2 separate regions of the Homo sapiens genome follow, and region 1 is linked to region 2. Evidence: chromatin loops called from intact Hi-C (ENCODE). Cell type or tissue: adrenal gland. All regions are shown on one strand. Links, peaks and the distances in the headings refer to the core of each region. The heading gives the core; the rest is flanking DNA.

Region 1 (2,894 bases), core at 152-2,651, 190 kb before region 2:
CAGCCTCCCAAAGTGCTGGGATTACAGGTGTGGGCCACTGTACCTGGCCTATTTCAACTTTTCTATGTGTTTGAAAATTTTCATAATAAAATGTTGGGGAAAATGTTTGTGGATTTTAAAAGTGCACCCTGGCCTACCATAGCACCCCCAGCTCTCGGTCCCCTATTCAGGGGCAGCCTCTGAAGCCAGGTTTTCCAAATCCTTCCAGAGGCAGTCAGTCAGCAGTCAAGCATCTGCACGTCTCTTCTCTGTCCCACCAGTGAGGCAGGCCTTGGCAGCAGACGGGTCTTGGCCTTGTTCTGCCCTTGCCTTTTTATTGTTGTTTGTTGTTGTTTTTTGAGATGGAGTCTCACTCTGTCACCCAGGCTGGAGTGCAATGGCACAATCTTGGCTCACTGCAACCTCCGCCTCCCGGGTTCAAGCGAATCTCCTGCCTCAGCCTCCTGAGTAGCTGAGATTACAGACGTGTGCCACCATGCCTGGCTAATTTTTTTGTATTTTTAGTAGAGACATGGTTTCACCATGTTGGCCAGGCTGGTCTCGAACTCCTGACCTCAAGCGATCCTCATGCCTCGGCCTTCCAAGGTGCTGGGACTACAGGCACATCCACCGCACCTGGCCCCATCCTCTGCTCTCAGAAGGGAGGAACCACCCTGGGGCTTCATGGTCACCCCCTACACATATGGCCCTGATGGGTCCCCAGCCCTGCCTGGGTGGTGCTGAGCCCATGTCGGCCTCCCAGGAGCCCAGGCTGGCTGAGCTGCAGGAAAATCCGTGTCATCCCTGCACTGACATTGGCCACAGAGAGAGGCAGGACAGCTGTCACTGAACCTGCAGGAAGCAGGTGAGTGAGGCACAGGAGTCCCGGCCGCGATGGGGGTGTGGGGGGCACTGGCAGCTGCAGCAGGCCAGGCTGAGACTTCCTGGGGCTGGTGGACCACTCACTTCCTTGGTGGGGATGGAGGCAGGTGGACCCACGTGGACCATATCCTACTGCACTTGCCCGGCCCTGTACGTGCCCCTCCTCACAGCCACCCATCTTACAGAAGGGGAAACTGAGACTGTGATTCACTCAGGTCCACGCAAGGTTTCTTCTCCCACCATTCAGCTCGGAGCCGAGCTCTGGGCTCTGCAGCAAACGGGACAGGCTGGGCCAGCTCCCCTCCCTGGTTCTCCTCCTCTCAGCCCCTGGACTCAGGCCCAGGCTGTCCTCTTGTGGAAACCAAAACTGTGGATTCAGGAATGCGGGTCCGCCTGCCCCGAGCTGGAAATGCGGGTCCACCTGCCCCGAGCTGGGAATGCGGGTCCACCTGCCCCGAGCTGGGAATGCGGGTCCACCTGCTTGCCCTGAGCTGGGAGTGCGGGTCCACCTGCCCCATGCTGGTAAAGGAGCTTTGCTCCCTGGCTTTGGGTTGAGGCCATGTCGGGAGTGCCCTCTGCTGGCCGGTCTGTTCCTCACGGGGCCCTGAGAGGGCTCCCGTGGGGAGGGATCAGCAGGGCATCCCCCCACCCTGGGGAGACCACCAACCTCTGTCCTGGTGGAGAGGGAGGAACAGAGCAGAGGCCAGAACAGGGGAGAAGTTGGTTTTAAAGCAGAGGTTTCGGCCGGGCGCGGTGGCTCACGCCTGTAATCCCAGCACTTTGGGAGGCTGAGGAGGGTGGATCACTTGAGCCCAGGAGCTCGAGACCAGCCTGGGCAACATGGTGAAATCCCGTCTCTACTAAAAACAAAAATTAGCTGGGCGTGGTGGCTCATGCCTGTAATCCCAGCACTTTGGGAGGCCAAGGTGGGTGGATCACCTGAGGTCAGGAGTTTGAGACCAGCCTGGCCAACATAGTAAGACCCCGTCTCTAATAAAAATACAAAAATTAGCCGGGCATGGTGGTGTGCGCCTGTAATCCTGGCTACTCAGGAGGCTGAGGCAGGAGAATTACTTGAACCTGGGAGGCGGAAGTTGCAGTGAGCTGAGATTGCGCCACTGCACTCCAGCCTGGGTGACAGAGCAAGACTGTGTCTCAAGAAAGAAAGAAAGAAAAGAAAGAAAGAAGGAAAGAAAGAAGGAAAGAAAGAAAGAAAGAAAGAAAGAGGGCAGGGAGAGAGGGAGGAAGGGAAAGAAGAAAGAAAGAAGGAAAGAAAGAAAGAGAGAGAGAGAGAAAAGAAAGAGAAGGAAGGAAGGAAAGAACGAAGGAAAAAAGGGAAGAGGGGAGGGGAGAGAAGGAGAGAAGAAAGCAAGCAGAAGTTTCAGGCCAGGCACTCCTGGGGGCAGCTTTGCCTGCAGCCGATACCTTCTTTAAGTCTCACCATAGTGGCAGGTGTTTCAAAACAGAGATAGCAGACAGCACTTGAACCTCAGATGTTTTAAATTCAGAAGATCTGCCTGCTCTGGGTCCACAGGTCCCTGTGCATGGTTGGAAGGAGCTGGGCAGGATGGGGGTGGGGGCAGTGTGTGTTTCTGTTAGGCACAGACCCCACCAACCCCTATTGCCCTGTGTCCGCCTGCCTCACTTAGGCACGTTTGCCCTCCTGGCCCTGTGAGCATTTGAGTCGCTCCTTGACCCCGCAGAGAGCCTGGAGCTTTTGGCCGGCACGTGTCGTTAGGAGGCCTGTGGACCTGACCCTCCAGGGGCTGCAGCCTCCTTACCCGGGCAGCTGTGTTTCCCTGGACAGGCCCAGCCCAGGGCATCTGCCTGAATCTCACCCCAACTCCAGACAGAGAACTGAAGGGGAGACAGGTTCTCCCAGAGACGCGGCTTAGCGCGCCGGGGGCAGGGGCTGCCCTGCTCGACCTTCCGCAGCCGCTTTAGCTGGAGACAACACCCTCCTGATGCCTTTTGGTCTCTGGAGGCGTCAAGGAGTGTGTGGGCACTTTCTAAGGGGCCTCTGCCATGACACA
Region 2 (2,894 bases), core at 212-2,711:
CGCCAACTCGGGTCACACCTGAACGCTGCTGCCAGCCGATGCCCCAGCCCTGCACGCCACCCACTATCCCGGCACGCTCCCTCTGCAGATGGTCGCCGCACCTACAAGCCCTGGCCGCACCCAACCTGTGTTGTTGCCGCCCGGCCCTTCCCTCCACAGCTCTCCTTCCTCCCGCCCGGCACTTCTGTGGACCCCTTCTTAGTTCACAGGCACGGCTGGGGCCGCTCTGTGCTGGCGCCTGCTGGCCACTGAGGGACAGGGACACGTGCCACCTGCTCATCTCTGCCCTGAGGTCACCCCGTGGTCCCTCCACGTGCCCATCTCTCTGCAGTGCCCTCCTCGCCTGTGCAGCCCGCCCACCCACAGGCTCACCCCTCCTGCCGGCTGCCAGAGGCCCCCTCCAGCAGGGCCTCTCTCCGTTGCCCCAGCTTCACTCTCTCCCTCAGCACCTGCCCTGCTGGAGGCCCCAGCCCTCCGTGGACAGCAGGGGCCACGTGGAGCCCGGGCCGCTCACCCGCCACCCAGTGCTGGCCGCCTTCTTGGTGCCAAACCCCCTTCCCCCACCCAGAGACTGGGCAGCTGTGTCTGGTTCGTTCTTTGCACTAACCACATTTGTCATCTCTAGGGCAGGCTGGGGCTGCGGGCTGAGGGGGACCGCTGGCACCCCCCTTCCCTCCCTTCTTGGTTCCATTTCCATCCATGACAGGTACAGCATCCCAGGAGCCCGGCCTGAGGGGCTGGACCCGAGCCGGCTGTGAACATCCCTCAGCCCCTGCTGTCCCCCCTTGGGACTAACCACTAACCTCACCCCCAAACTCCACGGGTGCCCCTAGCTGGCCCAGAGCCGGCAGTGTGAGCCCAAGTCCGGGCTGGAGCCGAGGCCGGAGCAGCTGTCTGGGAGTCAAGGCTGCAGTAGCGTTTCTTCATGGGGTGCTCCAGGGGGTGCCACAGACCGACAGGCAGCCCAAGGGCCTGGACACCCCTCCCCAGGCAGGTGCTGCCCCAGGAGGACTGTCCTCGGGAATGAACCTCCCGCGGGCTTTGGACTGAGGTCCCTGTGGCCTCGGTCTCCTCCCCATGAAGTGGGAGCGAGGCTCCCCAATGGTGCTTTTGGCTTTAGTGTACGATGTTTGCTGTGCTTCCCGCCGTGGAGGGCAGAGCCACCCCACATCAGGATCGGACGTGCTACCCCTCCCGGTCCCGGCCCTGGCCCAGCCAGCCCAGCCCTCGAGGCTCGATGCCTGTGCCAAGGCCAGGGGCAGCCAGAGGGCAGCTGGATGGCCACGTGCAGGGGTCAAGGCTGGGCCCTGCAGTGGGGCGGGCCGCCAGCCCCAGCAGTTTACAGACGCATGGCTCTTCCTCCCAGAGCAGCCGGCAGCTACCTGGACCGGAAATGTCCTCATCCCCTCCCTGGGGCCAGGCTCTGCCCTGGCCTTCCTCTGTGAACCCCTCCTTTCTTTGTGCTGGTGTCTGGGACCAAAAAGGGGGAATATGGGAGGGCAGAGTGGGGAGGGGAGTCCATGGGCCTGGGGCCCCAAGCCGGGGCGTCTGAGCTCCCCAGGCATGACCAAACCTCAGTGGAGGGGCCTCTGCTTCAGGCCCCGCCTGGCTGACATTCTGAGCCCCCCTCGGAGGCCCCGCCACAGCCAACCTGCCCAGTCTTTCCTCTGGGCTTGACCCGCCAGGGGAGTTCTCCAGGCCTAGGGCCAGGAGAGAGGCCCTGGCACCCTGGCGTGGGTGCCCGCCAAACGCCCTGCGACCGCTCAGAAGCACAAATGCTGTCCATGGCCGTGAGGCTGCCTGCCAGGTGAATGGACATAGCGTGAGAGGCGGTGAGGCCAGGGCTTCCAGCCTCGTGCTGTCTCGGGACTCCTGACCGTGGTGTGCGTGTGTGCCCGTCTGTGACTTTCTACTCACCAAGGTTGAAGAAAGGAAACGGGGAAAATCAAAAGGGGTTCAAACCCCACCTCAGTAGGTGGAGGGGAGCGCCTGCCATTGGTTGTATTTTTGTTCTGAGTTTTCGGTGCCGTGTTCCTAACTACTCCATCCCATGACCTCGCCACACCTACTGGGGCATCTGGCTGGTGCCTGCTGCCATGGCCAGCCCCCACTCTCACCCTGCACAGGGGGTCTTGCAGCCCCCAGGCCCACAGCCTCGTTGGGAGGACAGGGTGGCCCTGGGGACAAGAGGGAGGAGCCCAGGGGCTTACCTCACTGAGAGTGCTCCCCAGCAGGCATCCACTACCCCAGGGCCCCCCACATGTCATGGCAAGGTTGGTAGTGAATGGGCCTGGTTGGGAGCAGCCCCTGGCCCATTGCCCACCCACCCATCTCACTATGCAATTCGAGTTCCAAGCAACATTTGCTCCTGCCCTGGGGCCAGCTCTGCCCCAGCCCTGAGAGGGGTGGTGAGGCAGCCCCCTGGACCCCAGAACCCCAGACAAGGGGGCAGGCGGGGGACCAGGGCCTCTCCTGTGGGATCTTTGTTTTGTGTTTAACCATAATGGTTGTGTACTGAACCACTTCATATTTGTTATATATAATATATATATATATAATCTCCTTAAGACTCAGCCTCCTGGTTTACCCCCCCGGCCTGGGCATCTGACCTCCCCCACCCCAGTGTGATTTAACATCCAGGAACTGAGGCCTGAACCATTTTGCATTTCCCCCTCCTCCAGCCTCTGTAGGGCCATGGCTGTATGTACTGTCGCTGTGTTTTTTTGTTTTTTTAGAACTGGGTTTGGGGGCTGATTTTTATTTCTTTGGGGGCTTTTTTTCTTGGCAAATACTAAAAATCTCGTCAATGTAATTTCTGTGGTTTCTATTCAGCTTGGGTTTCATGTTTTAAAATAAATTTTAAAAAGCAAGCCTCTCTTCCTGAGCTGCTTTGG

The links. Hi-C counts contacts between places; a loop is a spot of excess contacts. Peaks named below come from ENCODE experiments on the same cell type or tissue, not always from the same donor. Only the 100,000 strongest peaks of a DNase experiment are listed, where the experiment ranks them.
Region 1: it touches region 2 in a loop (2.0-fold over the local background); 6 of 110 quality-filtered maps call a loop at or near these places.

The regions. Positions count from the first base shown.
Region 1 is chr7:2,467,662-2,470,555 of GRCh38, forward strand. No RefSeq gene overlaps it. Among named protein-coding and RNA genes, the nearest start is that of GRIFIN, 7.3 kb to the right of the region's middle. In adrenal gland, for the core only: CTCF peaks have their summits at 1,462 (motif pointing left) and 1,673; DNase peaks (open chromatin) are centred at 1,169 and 1,420.
Region 2 is chr7:2,661,933-2,664,826 of GRCh38, forward strand. TTYH3 (tweety family member 3) reads left to right here. Exons shown (of 14, transcript NM_025250.3): 14 at 1-2,870. Among named protein-coding and RNA genes, the nearest start is that of AMZ1, 25 kb to the right of the region's middle. In adrenal gland, for the core only: no CTCF peak of the experiment used is centred there; DNase peaks (open chromatin) are centred at 410, 604 and 1,370; H3K27ac peaks cover 2,284 bases.